Regions from separate parts of the Homo sapiens genome. Here region 1 is linked to region 2. The links are chromatin loops, found by intact Hi-C in ENCODE. Cell type or tissue: body of pancreas. All regions are shown on one strand. Each heading gives the region's core, and the rest is flanking DNA. Links, peaks and the distances in the headings are about the cores only.

Evidence for each region. Hi-C counts contacts between places; a loop is a spot of excess contacts. Peaks named below come from ENCODE experiments on the same cell type or tissue, not always from the same donor. Only the 100,000 strongest peaks of a DNase experiment are listed, where the experiment ranks them.
Region 1: it touches region 2 in a loop (2.5-fold over the local background); 38 of 110 quality-filtered maps call a loop at or near these places.

Annotation. Positions count from the first base shown.
Region 1 is chr15:99,263,791-99,271,790 of GRCh38, reverse strand. The region is part of intron 2 of LRRC28 (leucine rich repeat containing 28); the gene reads right to left. Among named protein-coding and RNA genes, the nearest start is that of LRRC28, 16 kb to the right of the region's middle. In body of pancreas, for the core only: no CTCF peak of the experiment used is centred there; a DNase peak (open chromatin) is centred at 3,140; H3K27ac peaks cover 2,435 bases.
Region 2 is chr15:99,711,774-99,721,348 of GRCh38, reverse strand. It overlaps MEF2A (myocyte enhancer factor 2A), which reads right to left. Exons shown (of 12, transcript NM_001319206.4): 12 at 4,861-8,959. The coding sequence ends at 8,578. It also overlaps a transcript of LYSMD4 not described here. Among named protein-coding and RNA genes, the nearest start is that of LYSMD4, 17 kb to the left of the region's middle. RefSeq lists enhancers at 1,700-1,749, 1,770-1,819 and a silencer at 3,431-3,540. In body of pancreas, for the core only: no CTCF peak of the experiment used is centred there; no DNase peak of the experiment used is centred there.

The sequences.
Region 1 (8,000 bases), core at 1-8,000, 450 kb after region 2:
CTCATCTCTACTAAAAATACAAAAAAATTAGCCGGGCGTGGTGGCATGCGCCTATAGTACCAGCTACTCTGGAGGCTGAGGCAAGAGAATCCCTTGAACCCAGGAGGGGGAGGTTGCAGTGAGCTGAGATCACGCCACTGTACTCCAGCTTGGGCAACAGAGTGAGACTCCATCTCTAAATAAATATATAAATAAATAAATAAAAGAAAAATAGGGCTGGATGCGGTGGCTCACGCCTGTAATTCCAGCACTTTGAGAGGCTGAGGCAAGTGGATCATGAGGTCAAGGGATGGAGACCATCCTGGCCAACATGGTGAAACCCCATGTCTACTAAAAATATAAACATTAGCTGGGCATGGTGGCACACACCTGTAGTCCTAGCTATTTGGGAGGCTGAGGCAGGAGAATCGCTTGAACCCAGGAGGCAGAGGTTGCAGTGAGCCAAGATGGTGCCACTGCACTCCAGCCTGGCAATAGAATGAGACTCATCTCAAAAAAAAAAAAATAGATACACTGGATGTCATCAAAATGTAAAAACTTGTGTGTATTACAGGCCACTACAAGAAAATAAAAAACACAACCTACAGAATGGGAGAAAATACTTACAAATCATATATCTGGCAAAGGTCTAGCATCCAGACTATAAAAAGAACCCTTACAATTCAACCACAAAACAACAACTCAATTAAAAAATGGGCAAAGGATCTGAACAGACATTTCTCCCAAGAAGATATGCAAATGACCAACAAGCACATGTAGAGATGCTCAACATCATTAGCATTAGGGAAATGCAAATCAAAACTACAATAAGGTGACACTTCATACCCACTATGACAGCTGTAACACTAACAAAAAAAGAAAAGTAACAAGTGTTGGCAAGAATGTGGAGAAACTGGAACCATTGTGCACTGCTGGCGGTAATGTAAAATGGCTCAGCCACTTTTTGGTGGCTCCTCAAAAGTTAAGCATAAAATTACCGTATGACCCTGTAATTCCGCTCTTATTTATATACCCAAAAGAACTGAAAACAGGTCCTTCAACATGTCCATTCATGTTCATAGCAGCACTATTCACAATAGCTAAAAAGTGGAAATAGCCCAAATGTCCATCAGTAGATGAATGGGTAAACAAATGGTGGTATAGCCATACAATGGAATCCCTACGGAATCACACACAAAAAAAGAAGTACTGATATATGCTAAAACTTGGATAAACCTTGGAAACATTTTGCTAAGTGAAAGAAGCCAGATACACAAAGTTTCATATTTTGTGATCCCATTTATATAAAATATCTAGAGTTAACCCAGAGAGAAAACAGATTGCTGGTTACCAGGGCTGGGTGTGGGAGCTGAGGGTGGGGGCGGGGCAATGGGGAGGAACTGCTTAATGGGTGAGGGGTTTTACTCTGGAGTGAACGAAATGTTTGGAACTAGACAGAGGTGGCTGCATCCACGGTGAATGTACTGAATCCTATTGTCATTTCAATAGGATTAATTTTATGTTATGTCAGTTTCACCCCAATAAATTCGTTTTCGTTTTTAAAAAGCTAATGAAGTCTTGGCACTGAAGGAATAAAAAGTACTTCATTCACAAACTACCACAACACACTTAACAAGCTTTTTAGTTGAATCAATAAGTTGATGTCATTGCTTCTGAGCAGGTACACGACATGAGTTAAATACCACGTGTCCAGATTTTTTAAAACTGTGGTAGACCTCTTTTCAACTTGTCCATTCCTTCTCCAGTATTTCCCTCCATTTTTATATATGTCATAGAGCAATATTTATCAACAGAGGAATCAGAAACCCTAGCAGGCTAATGGTACAGAATGAAGGAACCAGCATTCTTTCTTCTTCCCCAGTAGCATAAATGCCTTCAGGGTCCTAGTTACCATTACCTTTGTCTCTTGACTCACTTCATAATAATTACTCATTTTCCTTTGTTTCTCTCTCTGCCATGATGGAAACATTATCTGTGTTGTCCAATATGGCAGACACTAGCCACATGTGGCTATGAAGCACTTAAAATGTGGCTATGTGATGGAGGAACTGAATTTTTAATATTATTTTACTTTAATTTAAATGTTAAGGCCAGGCATGGTAGCTCACACCTGTAATCCTAACACTTTGGGAGGCTGAGGGAGGTGGATTACCTGAGGTCAGGAATTCAAGACCAGCCCGGCCAACATGGTGAAACCCGTCTCTACTAAAAACACAAAAATTAGCTGGGCGTGATGGCGGGTGCCTGTAATCCCAGCTACTCGGGAGGATGAGGCAGGAGAATCACTTGAACCTGAGAGGCAGAGGTTGCAGTAAGCTGAGTTCGTGCCACTGCACTCCAGCCTGGGTGAAAACTCTGTCTCCAAAAAAAAAAAAAGTTAACAGCACATGTGGCTGGTAAAGTGTGCAGAATTCATACCTTCATATTCACTACTGATTTTTCACTTAAACTCAGCTCTTTCAAATGTAAAACATGAAGAATAACTACTTAACTGTAAGAATGATAAATGTTTTAGATTATTTTTCTTAGAAATAAATGAAAGTATTTGCTTAGCATTTGTAGAAATTAAAATTGTCATCTTAAGAAATGTAAATGAAAATATTTTAAGTATCTTCAAATCTACAAATGTTTTCTGGCAAAAAATGTAAAACAAACATCAAGACTGATATTTTTAACTTAGCAAAAACTTACAGAATGAGCTCAAAATAAAAAAAACTATACATCCAGTACATTTACAAAAATACAATGTTTCTGAATTTGATAGAAATTTGATTGCCAAGAAAAGATTTTTCAAAAGAAAAAACAGGCATTAAAAATTGCTGAAATGCCTCTTGAAGTGTTTATCTTAATATTTGTTAAAACTTTAAGTTATGTAAATGTCGGAAACAAGGGTTGGAGGTTACAAGCATCAAGTGTCTTCTCCAGCTTTTTATTTTTAAAAAAACCTATTTAATAAACATGCCATAAGTATGATTTTATAAATGCAATTTTCAAAGCAATATAAAAATACACACAAAAATAGAATACCAAACACATTCCCATTAAGCCAGATCAATGATTTAAGATTACACCTAGCTTGAACAATTCTGTAAGTTTATGACATAACTGTTTGGTTTTGCGGGGGTGGGGTGGGGAGCATGTTCCAAGATCCGTGTACAAGTGCCTTACTTACATAACGTATGTATTTGTTGACTGATTCGATGGGACTAACAGTTAGGCACTGGTGTCTCACTTCCAGTACACAGGTGCCTCATTAAAGTGAATGCCTGAAAAATGAATTTAAACTTGTGGAAACATACATACACCAATGGTTTTGAGTCTTTTGCTTGCAAATAACACCCTTCGAGTACACAAGATAATGGTCTGTTCTAAGAAAAGACCCCTAGCCCTGCCACCTCTTTCTAAACTGTCCCCCTCCTAACTCCCTAGGCAGAAACTACAAATTACAGGGTATATGCTAAGTCAGGTTCCCTACATTTCATTTAAAAAGCAAAGAATGATACATGTTTAAAAATATTTCTATTAAGCTAGACTTTTATTCACAGGAAAACTCAGACACAGACTTTACAAAAATTAACTGGGAAAATTCACTTAACATGCAGCACTTCATTTCTCCACAGTCGATAAACGTGGTTAAATTTTAACGACATGGTGGTGCTAGGCTAGGAAGAGGTTATCAATAAATATCTACAGAATTAAAATGAAGCAAAACTAACTGGACCACAAATTAGGAGACCTTATTTTTGCACTGAAAAGTGACTTTAGAACCAGCCATTATCCTCTTCTTAGTTTCCTCAAAAAGAAAAATTGTCTAAATTATAAATAAAGCTTCTAGCTTTAAAATCCTATGACTCCATAAATAGAGTTAAGTTATGGAACAGACGTTCATTTTCCTGAAAAATGAAAGTCATTATGACATGTGAGAGGCTTGAGTTTCTTAATTATTTGACAAGGAATCACCGTTTCACATTACTGACAAGGAATCAGTAACAATGACAGAAAAGCTTCTAAATCTGAAAATTCAACAGGAAAAGAAGCTGTTGTAACAAAACTTAATTTTCAGGCACATGTGTATTATGAAGACAGGATAAATGTGCAATGGCTGTTTTCCAGAACTGTACCACATTTACTTACAAACACTAAAACACTAACGGACCATTAGAATGCTTTACTATTTGATATACTCACATATTTCCACATAGTCAATTTAAGAAACAGAGATGCTTTTATACAGAGCTAGCTCAAGAACAGTGCAATCATGGCGATTATGGAGGCCCTGCACCCTAGCAGCAGTTCAAGCTGCAAGGATCCAACAGACTGGAGAAAAACAAGAAGTCCTTGCTCTGGAATTCAAAATGAACCAAACTAATAACAAAACTTAATTCCCGCTCCCGGTTTCTCCTACCGCACTTGGCTGTATGATGCTCTTTTAGGCCATCTCCTTAACTTACTGTTTTTCCCCTCAGGGTGTTCTGATCCTTATTTGATCCAGATCCTACTACTACCAAATTCAAGGAGGGGGTGGCGGATATAGTTGTGTGACTTTCCTAGCCATCAACCTCTCTCACCCTCACCTAACCACCGGCTAAGAGAGTCATCTATGTCAATATGGCATAAACATATGCATCGCTGTAAATCAAAATATTTAGACTAGCTGATTAGAAAGCTTGATAAAAACTTAGTGGCACTATATTCTAACCATCTTATTTTAACTGACTCCAAATTATAAAAATAAATATTTACTGAAAGTAATATAAACCAAACTTACTAGTAGAGTTTTCCCTTGTCCTATAAACACTTAAGTAAGGCTGTTTCTTTCAGCCTCCACCCCTACCCTCATACTCTCCATCCATCTCCAACTTTAATCATTATTCAGTTTGATGTACATTTTATGACTTAGTTTATTTGTCTATAAAATAAGGATCATAATAGTGCCTACATCACAGGATTGTCCTGAGGATTAAATAATACATGTCATTTGCGTAAAACTGTTTGAGCACTTGGTAAAGACTCAAACAGTGCTAGCTGCTATCATATTTTAACAAATCCATTATTGATGAATATCGAGGTTTTAACAATTTTTCATCATATTCAATTTTGTGATAAACACTCTTGTTCACCAGACTTTTCTATTGGGTAGATTCTTGCAAGTGAAAATGCCGATTCAAACACATATCCATGTAGTTTTGCTAGATATGGCCCAACAACTCAACAAAAACATTAATTTCCATTAGGAGTATGTGACAGTATCTTCTCCTAACTGTCTCCAACACTGGGTATTAATTATCCTTAACACTAGGTGTTAATTTTTTTTTTTTTAGACAAGGTCTCACTATGTTGCCCAGGCTGGTCTCAAACTCCTGGGCTCACATGATCCTCTCATCTCAGCCAAGTAGCTGGTATGCCTCGATGCCTGGCTAGGTGTTCATCTTTGCCAATCTGATAGGTAAAAATTAGTGTTTTATCACTTCTTCTAAAAGTTGAACATCTTTTTACGTGTTTTTGCTATCTGTATTCTTTTTTCATTTGCCTGTTCATATTTGAAGCAGAAAGTCAGGAATGTTTTTCTCCTGGGCTAACAGGAAAGAAAGAACATCTGTGCCTCATTTCCCAGCCCAATTCAGGAACATGATTGACAGATCTCTCTTTCCTTCACTAAGTGGAATATAATTTTTAAGTTAAATTATCTCTTGTTGCATAGATTAACTGCTTAATCAGGATCCATCTGCTCCTGTTGCTTAGCTATAAGCCAAACTCCCCTCTTTCATTAAAATTTGGATACCTCTTTTTTGTCCATTCATATTTATAAAATAAAATTAGCAAGTAGTGAGAGCTCTATCAGTATTTGGGCAAGTTACTCTTTCATTTCCTCAGGAAGGCCAACTGTTACCATTAAGAAAAGCAGTTGACAGATTCATTAAGTGATTTTGCTTCCAGGTTGAGATTTTATGTTTTCCTCCAAGTCTCTTGTGGCCTTTTTTCTTGTAAATAAAGGAACTGAGGTCCAAAGAGGTTAAGCCATAGGACTTTGATCTCTTACCTCTCTTACCTCTCAGTCCTGAGTTTTGCTACCAAACCATGAAACACCCGCTTCCTGGGACTGCAGCCCTGAAATGCTCCCACTACTAATTTCCTCCCTTGAGGAACTTTAGAGTTTTAGAAAGGACTAGTGATTGTTGCTTCCACGCTATATTCCTTCTCCTTCTTACAAAGACCACAGGGACCGATGCAGGGAAGGTTGTAAGGCTCTACCTCAGCCCCCTCCACCCTGCACACTAAGACCGTGTCATCATCAGAAACTTCTCCATGACCACAGTCTTTCTCTGCCACCAAAATGTCCCATACCCCAGATGGCTTACTCAGTCGTGCCCAATACAGCAGTTCGTCAACATCAATGGGTACTTTGGCCCACCTCCATTCTCCGTATTCACTCTTCCTTTATTTGCCTCCAATCCAACTCAGATTTCATGTTATATCACTCTCTTGGCCAAATCCTAAACCTCCTTAGTCTCTCTCTACTTGTACTGCATCCACCTGGCAAAAACCTAAATCTGTATGAATGCCACAGTCTACCTTCTCCATCCCTCAGACAGCTGAGTACAGCAAGAGAAAGTTCCCTAAACGAGCAGAAGGTTCCACCATAAGCTTAGTCACCAACTGCTTGCTAAATAACACCCAACAATTCTATCTTTCTCTAGCCAAACTGCCATGTGAGTCTTCAAACCTGCCCTCTCCCCAAATGTTCATTCCCAAGCAGATGGTCTGACCTGGTAAAAGCATCAGACAAAAACTCTCTCAACTGCCTCTCTCTCCCTCAGTGCACATCTGTCTTTCCACCTGTTCTCCCTTTCTTTACTTTTACAAAGGAGGAAAGGATATATTCCTAAGGTCAATCCTTCCATGTGTACTCTGGAGCCCATTCTTAGGAAACTTGGACTTTTCATTATTCCCTTTTTCCAGAGGTTCAACTCCTCTCTAATGGGAATTTCCTATCAGCATTTACTCTGTCCTCTTAGAAAAGAGAAGAGAGGGGGGAAAAGGAAAGGGAAAAGAAAAGAAAAGGGAAGAATAGAAGAAAAATCTCCTTTGCTGTCAAATCCCCTCCCACTATGCCCATCCCATATCACAGCCAAACTTCAAAACCTATCTACCCATCTGTTTACTAGAGGTCCTCTCTGCATATCCCATCTATGTGGGGGTTTGCATAGAGAACATCAATACTCAAACAAAAGAAGAGCTGCTCCCGCTGAAGTGGAGATACACTATTGCTCGGTCCCCACCTCAGCATTGCTCAGTAAACCTAAGGTTCTGTGGAACTGTTAGATACAGCTAGGTTCCTCTTCAAACAGCTTGTCCAGTTCCCCTCTTCTTTATTCTCTAGTTCCAAGTTCCACCCCCCACTCCCCGCTTTTGCTGAGCCTTAACGTGTCTAAATATGCCTAGACATGCCACAGCCCTGTTCCACATTCCTTTCCTTATGTAGAAATAGGTTAGCTTTCTAGTCGCCTGCAGGTGACCACTTCCTCCTCTCCCTCTCTCCTCTATCATGCGCCTACCTTGTCTAAGAAAGTTTAAATGTTTAGCCAATCAGGACTAGTTTAGATTGTGTGGTCCAACCCCAGCTAATGGGGGAAAGACACAGACACAGAATCTGTGTTGTTCTCCTTTGTTCTGTGTGTTCTCATGGTGGCTAGGCCTATGAGCAGCACCCTTCTGCAGAAGAAAACTGGCCTTGCTGAGAAACTTTTTGAGTGTTCATTTTCTTTGTGGCCCTGAGCTCTTACTTCCAACAGAACCTATAAAACCACTGCTCAAGGCAAGCAGAACAGCTTTGTAGACTTGTCCCTCGAACGTTATGCCATTGAGTCTTAGTTCATTTTTTTTCCTTAAACTTGAAATTCCAACAAATGAAAATTCCATAAGAAGCAGCAGCTGTTCCATGATGTATCTATTGTCAGTGTCTTGAAGAGTGATGGGTACACAGTTAAGTACTCAACAAA
Region 2 (9,575 bases), core at 1,461-9,460:
GGGCACTTTGAGATCAGTGCTCCTCCCTCCTCCCTAAATCCTCCTGCTTCTTTGAAGCACGTATTGTCAGAACACAGTTCCTGCCCCATTTCCTTGTTGCATCATCTACAGATCTTCTGGTCGCTTCCTTTCCTCCACTGATGACTTTAGCACCTGTCTTCATCCTTGATACCCCTGCAGGTCAATGCTTCCCCATCTTTTTCAGGTTGTATCACATATAGAAAAGAATCAAATATGTCTAGCACCCCGAGGTAAACCAGAGGGGATCTCATGATCTTCACATGAACCTTAGTGTCTTAGACAAAGGGGGCAGTGGTAGTTTTGTTCTATTTTGGTTTGTTTTTGAAACGGGTGATAGAAAAGCATGCTTTTGTGCTGACAGGAAAGATCTAGGAGAGAGGGAGAAATTGATGCTGCCAGAAAGAGGGGACAGTTACAGAAGCGAAGACCTTGAGAAGGAGATGATGAGACCCAGGATGCAACACAGAAGGCTTGGACTTAGATAAGGGCACCAAGGTCCCTCGACAGTGCCTGGAGGGAAGATTCCTGGATATCACGTGAGAAGGTGAGGTCGGTCTCATCAGATTCCATCTATTTTCTCAATGGAAAATGTGAGAGGAAGTAACCAGCTGAGAAGAGAAGGAAGTGGTCTTGGAGGTGTGAAAGGAGAGGAGATGCAGTAAAATAGTTACGTCTCAAAGGGAGGAAGCCGGCATGCCAGGAAGCTGCAGCTGCATCTCTGGGCAGTGTTGAGAGCCATTTACAATTTACGGTCATGAGGAATGAAAACAGTCCAGAATTAGCCCCTTTACTCAGTGAAGTAAAGATGATCTTTCTAATAAATGGTACTGGGACAAGTTGAGAGCCTTGAAACTTGTGTATTTTTCTTTTTGTAGAGAGGAGGTCTTGCTGTGCTGCCCGGCTGGTCTCGAATTCCTGGGCTCAAGTGATCCTCCCACCTCAGCCTCCCAAAGTGCTGGGATTATGGATGTGAGCCACCACACCTGGCCATAGAGAGCCTTTGGTAAACACATAAAATTAGATCCACATACAAGAACAAACTCCAAATGCATCAGCAATCTAAAAGTAAAAGATGAAACCATACTAGAACAAGAGTACGTGGGTGACTTCCTCTCTAACCTTGGTGTACGGAAAATATTTCCAAATGTAACTCAAAATCTTTAAGCAATGAGATTGATAAATTTGACTCCATAAAAATAAAATTTTGCGTGACTAAAGTACCACAAAAAAGTTATTCATAGCACACACACCAAAGGGTCAATATCCCTAATATAAAAGTAACCCTTACAAGTTGGAGGATGAAAATAAAAAATCTAATAGAAAAATGAGAAAAAGAACAGAAATTCACACACTTGAAAGATATTAAAATGTTCTCAAACATATGAAAAAAATGCTCAATCTCACTCATAATAGAGAAAGGCAAATTACAACATTGAGATACACTTCTCAGACTGGTAAAAATAAAAAATAGGACTGCACTCTGTTGGCAAGGATGTCCTCCTACACCGCTGGAGGAAATGCAAATTGATACATCTCTGGAGGCAAATTTGGCGATACCTTGCAAAACTACAGGTGAACTCCCTCAGCAATCCCACTTCTAGGAATCTACCCTGAAGATACATCTTTAAAAATACAAATATACGCATGTGTAGGGCTATTCATTGACGACTGCAGAATATTGGGAACAGCCTAAATGCCTAGCACCATGGTACATCCACACCATGGATGAAAACGTCTATGAACTAATCACTCTATGGAGTGATTTCCAGCTAGACTATTAAGTGGAAAAAGCAAAGCTGCCTATTTGTGCAAGTACAGGAAGGCTTAAACCAGAAACTAAAGAGACTAGTTGTCTCTAGGGGCGGGTGAGAGAGGCGGGGATAGGAAGAGGCTAGCAGGGGTGAAGAGAGAATGCTTTTCTGAGCATCTTTTTGTATAGCTTAGAAACACAGTAATGTTTCAGATACTATTCATACACCCCTCAAAATAAATCATTAAAACCAACTAGGATGGGGAGGGTGCCGAAAGTGAAATAAAACACGAACAGATGAAGCTAACCATGTTACAAATAGTAAGATAACCACACTGAAGGGACTGGGAACTACAAGTAACTGGAAACCACTGTCTTGACTGGATAGTGTAAGGCCAAAGGCAAAAACCACAAAACCACATAAATGCTCTCATCTAGTCAGTCAATGTGTGTTCCCTACACGGGTATGGGCAGTTCTGAAAATAAGTGTACACTGGAACTGAACAATAAGTAAAAGGACTGTAGATAATAAGAGCTGGGTTCCCCACCACAGGAGAAAGAAGTTACAAATGAATCCAAAGCATTCGCGTAAACCATGGCTTTTGACATGTTTAGGTAATTAGGAATATGGATGGATGTGTGTGTGTGTGTGTGTGTGTGTGTGTGTGCGCATAACTACATGTATTTCCTTGTTGTGTCTGCAGAAAGAGTCCGAAAGAGGTGATACCCTGGTAACAATAAGCACATCTATTGCCCAGATCTGGTTTCCAAATACCATTCTCCAATAAAGGGAACCAGGAATAGTGGAAAAAGTGGTTGACCCAACACCACAAGATGAGTGTGGAGCACCTGTGGTGCCAGAAAGGACATGCTAAGGGTGTGGACAGACTCAGATTTCACATGGAAGGCCACCTGATCAAGCTCCTCATGGCCAAAGCTGGAACAAGTGGAGGAGCAAAATAATGACAGGATTATAGCCCACAGGAGAAATAAAATCCGAGTCCACAATGACATAATGAGTAACGAAATGAGAAGGGACAGCTGTTCCTCGCAGCAGAATTCCAATGAATAAATGTGGAAGAAAACAGGCAGCTACCACAGCTATAGACGCTGCACAATTAGTGGGTGAAAATATAACCCTGCAGTCTCAAGGTATCTCCCCCAATATATGTATCAATTACAAAGGGAGAGAAACTTTTTACATTGAAGAAACCCTGTAAAAACCACTGAACCAAGTGATCAAAGTCAGTATCGCCTGGAATAAGACACCAACATGGACCCCATGATGCATTAGGGACATACCATTTCTGTGGTTTTCCCGCCAAAATGCACAACTTCCTTCCAATCATCACATTAGACACATCCACACCGAGCGGTATTAGACAAAATAACCGATCAGTATTCAAAAGTGTCAAAGGTTATATAAGAAAAGCTGTAACAAGTGACAAAGGGAATGTGGGATCCTGGATTGGATCCTAGAACAGGCATGAGTGGAAAAAATGGGGAGATTCAAGTAAGGTATTTAGTTAAAAATGCTGTGTCAATATTAATTTCTGGGTTCTCGTACTTGTACTATGGTTATGTAAATGTTAGCATTAGGGAAAGCCCGCTGAGGGATATGTGGAAACCACATTATTTTCCCAACTTTTCTGTAAGTCAAAAGTGAGTTCAAAATGAAGTGTATACACTAAGAGTAAAAAAAGGGGGGACTGTGTAGTGAAACCAGTCAGTACAACTGCTTTCTTTCTTCCACAGCTGCGTTTGCTTTGGTTAGCTAGAAAGCAGGCCCATCATGCATCTGTAAGAAAGTGACTGGAGTGTAGGCCCTGGCGTCTAAGCCGAGTAAGATGCCCTGTCAATCTGGGTCCTCTGGGAAGCAAGACTGATGAAATGAGGAGCACCAAAGCTTTACACCCCAGCTATGTGCATTTGGGGCTGGGGCTGCCTGGGAAGAGCTCGTCCTCAGCCCAAAGCCTGCAACAGCTGGGATCAGGGCTTACCTCTCACAGACGGGGCTCAGCAACTTTCTGCGGGATGAGGACACAAGCCCACTTGACCTGGAACGTCTGAAACCTCCTGGCCCCGTGGAAGATGGGAAGAAACACTCCTCTTCCTCTCAGTTTTACAACCGAGTGGTCCTCGGGCTGCTTGTGAGCACCGGACGACCGACCGAGCAGGCTGCAGCCAATCAGCTGGCACAGGGCTCCGACTGAAAATCATCTTGGCTGGTGCCACAGAATCGGCCTGAAAACAGGATACTGCCTAGAGCAAGGCACCCAGGGGAGCCAAGCAGGAAAATGTAATGAATTGACTTTAAGTAGCTGCAGCTGTGATTAGAGTATTTTTAGCCACAGGACTCAACCAGCTTTCAAAACCTGCTAATAAGAGCCCCACCGTAGCCAGCGCAAAAATTTAGTTTTCAGTTTAACACCAGGAATCTGCTTAGCTAGGAGCTGGCTTAGAAGGCACATCAGGAGAGAACATCTTCTACTGAAAGTTGAAGATTTTTCATTTTCTAGCTGAATTATGACAAAGGGAGATGACCATTAAGTGCCTGCCAGCATACTGGGACGTACACCTAACACTCTGAAAACTCAATTCATGCCAGCACATCTGTCTTCTGCTGCATCTAGCTCAGCATCATGTATGTATTTTGGGCAAAACTAATCATTTCACACCCTAGACTTTAAAGAGACCCAGAATCTAATGATAGCTAACATACCCACCCCCTCTAACAGGCTTTGGCGTATTTCCTGTGAGAAGCAGTTACTGGAGGCCGAATGGATTCCACTCATCCACAGCACTGTGCATGCAACAGCCAGATTAGGCCCCGGTGGGACTGCGTGGCCCACTGCTTCCTATGGGCTCCAGGGCTGCCCAGCAGGGATGACCCGGGAGCCGACAAGGGGGAGGCCAGTGGGGGCGTTGGGACGGTTTCCTTGACCCTGTCTCAACCCAGAGAAAGAAGCCTGCAGGTGAAAAAGGTCTTCGTGAAAGGAATGAAAAAGGAGAGGGCTTTAGGGGAAGGGGCTGCCTGGTGGCAAAGCCAGCGCCTTGTGTCCCCAGGCAAACATGACAGAGTCTCGACGCACAGGAAGAGCCAGTCCGTCTTTACTGGAGTGAGTGCGGGAGACAAACAGTTTACAACAACCTTTAGCATTGTCTTCACCATTTGATAAAAAGTTCACTATTATATTTATTGTATAATGAAGAAAAACAACACATTCAGGGAAAAATTGAGATTAACTTATTTTTCTTAAAAGGTTCATCTCAAGGATGGCAACAAAGTCCAGCTTGTGCCGCCAAACGGTTTTACATGATCAAACCGTGTACAGCTTCTTGTGTGAACTGTTGACTACAAACATTTACCAAATACATAAATCTCTTTTAAAAAAGCCATTTTAAATATAGCAAAGCAGTGTCTTCTTGCACAGCAAAGTGAAGAAAGTTTCTACAGAGAAATAGAAGTTTTACATTTGTAAAATCTTTTTCACATTCTAATCATCTAGCTTAAGATCCAATGCCAGGAGTTTTCAGCTTCCTTATTTACTATGTATTTCTTGTGCGCATGATGGTTAATACAGAAATTATGTTGATGCATTACTAGTTATCCTTCTAGTTAAAGGAAAGGGTAAAACATGTATTGTTCTTGTAGAACAAACCCCTGATTTAGTCTATAACAAAATGGACATAATTGGGCTCAAAAGATGGAGTTTTGATTGGGACCACCTGTGTACACACAACAGTGACTTCCACTCGCGGTGGAGTGGCCATTAGAGTACTGAGGAAGGACAGCTGTTGGAAACTGTACTTTAACCAGTGCAATTTAAGCTTTTTTTGCTTTTGTTCTTTAGTAATAAAATACTTCTGGAGGGATAAAATTTTCTTGCAATGGTGTCTCATACAAAACACGAGTCTAAAAGGGTAAGAAAAGACGGTTCTAAAGCAACACCATTAGCGTCGTCCCCTCTCTAGGCTGGTTTCCACCCAGAGATGTGGATGTGGGTGTGTTCACACGTGGGCGTCTGGGTGAGAGATGTCTGTCAAGTCCATATGCTCCATGCCACACTGGACGTATGGGAAAAAGGTTAACAGTCAAATATTCAGTTCCTGAAATGGAATACATTGTTACTTGGTCAGTGTAATTTAAATACAAACTCCGAGCCTTGAGTAGTAGTATTTTAGAAAACAGTAGTTGTACTGATTATAAACCTGCATAGAAAGAAAGACTATTGAGATACAGTCAGAAAAGCCATCTCATAAGGCACACAAGAAAATAGACAGTAAATGTGAATGTGTTAACTCCTATTCCAATGTACAGCAGAAGTTCATGAACATGCATAAATAATAACGAAGGAATCACTTAACACTTTCAAAGCTATAAATGGTTTACAAAGTGGTAAGGATTATTTTGGAACTTCAGTGTTGGGAGACTGTCTTGTTTGGATTAGGTGTGGCCTTATGAAGAAATGTGCCTGTAAGTAGTTCAGTAAAGTAAGTACATTTTTAAAGAAAAATCCTTTCTGAATAAGAGCCTAATGTCTATACTGAAGAGAGGAGACAGCATGTCATCCTCCTTTTTTTGGCCTCTCTCAAAAGTTACTGCCCAAACTGCCATGAGAACAGAACCTCCAGTTTGCAGCCTGTGGTGCGCAGGTCTCTCCTGCACTGATCATACCTATGTGTCAGTCAGGAAATCTGGCTGATGACTTGTCACAAACAGCAGATGAGGAAAATGTCAAAAGGAACGTAATTTGGGGGGGGGGTGGGGGGGGGGGAACAAAATGTACATAGAAATTGTAGGTAGCTGCTCAATATCATTTAAAATATAAAATAGCAATTTTTAAACCCTTGAGTTTTTTAGGAAAAGGAGTATTTAAAAATCTACAATGAAAGATATACAGGACTTTGAATTTTGCTCATGGCACAAGCCCAGTAAGTGGATGAACTTGCTATCATCCATTAGTTGTCTTCCTGAAAGAATAAGGCCTTGTTCAAAATCCAAGCTGAGGGTGGCACTAATTCCAATTAGAATGGCAAGAGTCATGCCAAGGACCAGCACCCTAAGAGTGTTTCTCCCCGCATACCAAAGCATCACTGCAATGTGCAGAAGAGCTGATAACGGTAGGATTTTGTAACCAGCTGCATCGTTCTGTTTTCAGAGGGTCAAGGAAAAAAGATCCCTTTCCCCATGATTATTTTCCCCTAATCATTTACCACTTATAAAACCTTTGTGCTCATCTACTATTTTGCCATTTTCTCTAATATTAATTAAATTAGGTCAGCTTTTTCTACTACATTTTTTCCTCACAAAAGGCAAGTTTTAAATAATGCCTTACAAAATCTGTTACAACACATTTTATACTTATGCAGGATGAACTTAACACCAATTTTTTTTGCCACTTTGCTATTTATGTACACATACAAAATATATAATGATGCTCAACCCATACAGCACAAAGATTACAATGTAACATCACACATTCACCACCAGTGAGGGGAGAAACCCCTTTATACAATCCTCTGAAAAAACTGGGCTAATAATTAAAATCCAAAGTACAGTATATTTAACAAAATAGTAAATATTAAACAGTGAATACTTAATAAAGGACCTCGCCTTTTCCCCCCAGATTGGCGGCAATCCACAAAAATATACTTTTTAATCTGGTGACCATACAATACATAGGTACTTACATCAAAGGTGATAATATATTTAAGATGCTATATACACAAAGAGTTTGGCTCAACTTTTAATTTACATTTAGAATAAGTGTTCATGGCTTTTTTTTTCCAAGGTTCTGCTTGCAAGATATTTTTGTTTTCCCCTCTTAAAATAAAACTAAAGAGTTAAACCAAGATAAAGCTATTCTCTAAAAAAAAGTTACAACATATAGCTTTGGCTTATATAAATAATTCATAGCAGAATGTGTTCAAAAGTAGTGAATATAATTTTATATATAGTCATCAATTCATAAGGGTGTTTTCTTTCATATAAAATATACATGAGCTAAAATCAGTTTCTTTAATTTTTAAGATATGAATGTAAAAAGAAACTTCTGACATATTCCAATTATAACTTAATATATTAATTTTACTTTGTTAATGCTCTATATTTCTAGGCTAGTATTTTCTGAATATCTCATGCGTGTTTTCTATTCTCTTTCTTTATTAGCTAAAGATCACTTCTTGACCCAATACATTTTTGCACGTGCAAAACAGTTATGTGTGGGGCTTTTTTGTTTTGTTTGTTTTTAATATCAACAGCCCTTTCCCATGCACCCCTTTGCAACAGACACCCATGCCAGGTTGGAAAATATAAATGACATTTTATGTACAGTATTGCTTTCTTGGTTCCTGCTTTTCTACTGCTCTGTTCTACAAAGCATTTTCTCTTAAGTAACTACAGTCACTGCACAGTTAAATAAAACAAGTAGGGGGCCCTCTAGGTTTCTGCAAGCTAGTGTGGGAGAATTATATATGGGTACACGTTTCTCTGCAAAAACTGGTTATCTTTACGAAACAAGTAGTCCAAGGAAGTGCCAGACTTGTCTGTGCCTACAGGGTGCTTTGTCTGCCATGGGACACACATCTGCAGACCTACAAGGAGTTTGCAGGTAAGTGCCTGATTCTGTGTATGTAACACACACCCACACATACACACTCACACCCACATACATATATATGTAAAGGGATATATATATGTATGTACATATAAATATATTTAACTCATGTCCTTATTTACCGATTTAGATATGTAGGGCAGGTCACTGCAGTAACACAAAAGTACAAACATCAGCTTGGAAGCCTTAGGTCACCCACGCGTCCATCCTCATTCGCTTTACAGAAGGGCTTTCTCTGTCCTCAGTGTTTGGGGGTCGGCCAAGCACAATTGGAGAATGGAAGTCGCCCCGTGGATCCTCCCGATCACTGCCATCATAGGAGCTACTAGAGCTGCTCAGACTGTCCACAGGGGAGCGCCCCATTTCCTGTCGGGGCTGGGGCTGCGGGGGTTGTGGCTGGGGCTGCGGTGGTGGCGGCGGCTGCTGCTGCTGCTGCTGCTGCTGCTGCTGCTGGAAGCCCGATGGGGTCATACGATCCCGAGGAGGTGAAATCGGTTCGGACTTGATGCTGATGTTTTGGTTGGTATTAATGGATAAATTGGAACCCTGAGATAACTGCCCTCCAGCACTGAAGGAAAAAAAAGAGAGAGGTCAGATGGCTTGCAAGTACCTCTGCAAAACTGGGATGATACAGTAGAGACACTGCCTGATGGAAAAGGGCCCAGAGTCTGAAATCTTATCAGAGTTCCCCAAGACTGGTTTGGGTCGTTTCCTTCAGTGCTTGGCACAAAAGGAAATCCCATCTTCCTAGGAGGAAAGAAAACAGTACCGTTGAGCCCTTACGTTACTTGGTTCTGTTACCCACAACGTTGGTACTTTTGCAGCTAAAGTATACAAAACAATGTCAGTGTCTTAATGCTGTGCAGGGACCAGAAAGACAGAGGAACAGCAGCCTCATCTGCTCACCGCCTCTTCTTCCTCAGCATCTGCTCCCCATCTGCTCTGGCCCTGTGACAGGGCACAACATCGCTCATCCTCGCAACACCTCTAAGGTGCAAGTCGCACCATCCCCATTTTCCAGATGAGGAAATGAGGGGCTGGCTGAGAGCAGTAGAGGAGGACGCAAACAGGCTGTTCCCCGGGCCTGGGCTCTGAGCCCTTTCCACTTGCTTTTCCAGGACTATTTTTAGTGCATTCATTTAGGATGCTCAGGACAGGCCTGAGGGCCAAATCCTGTGTAGGCA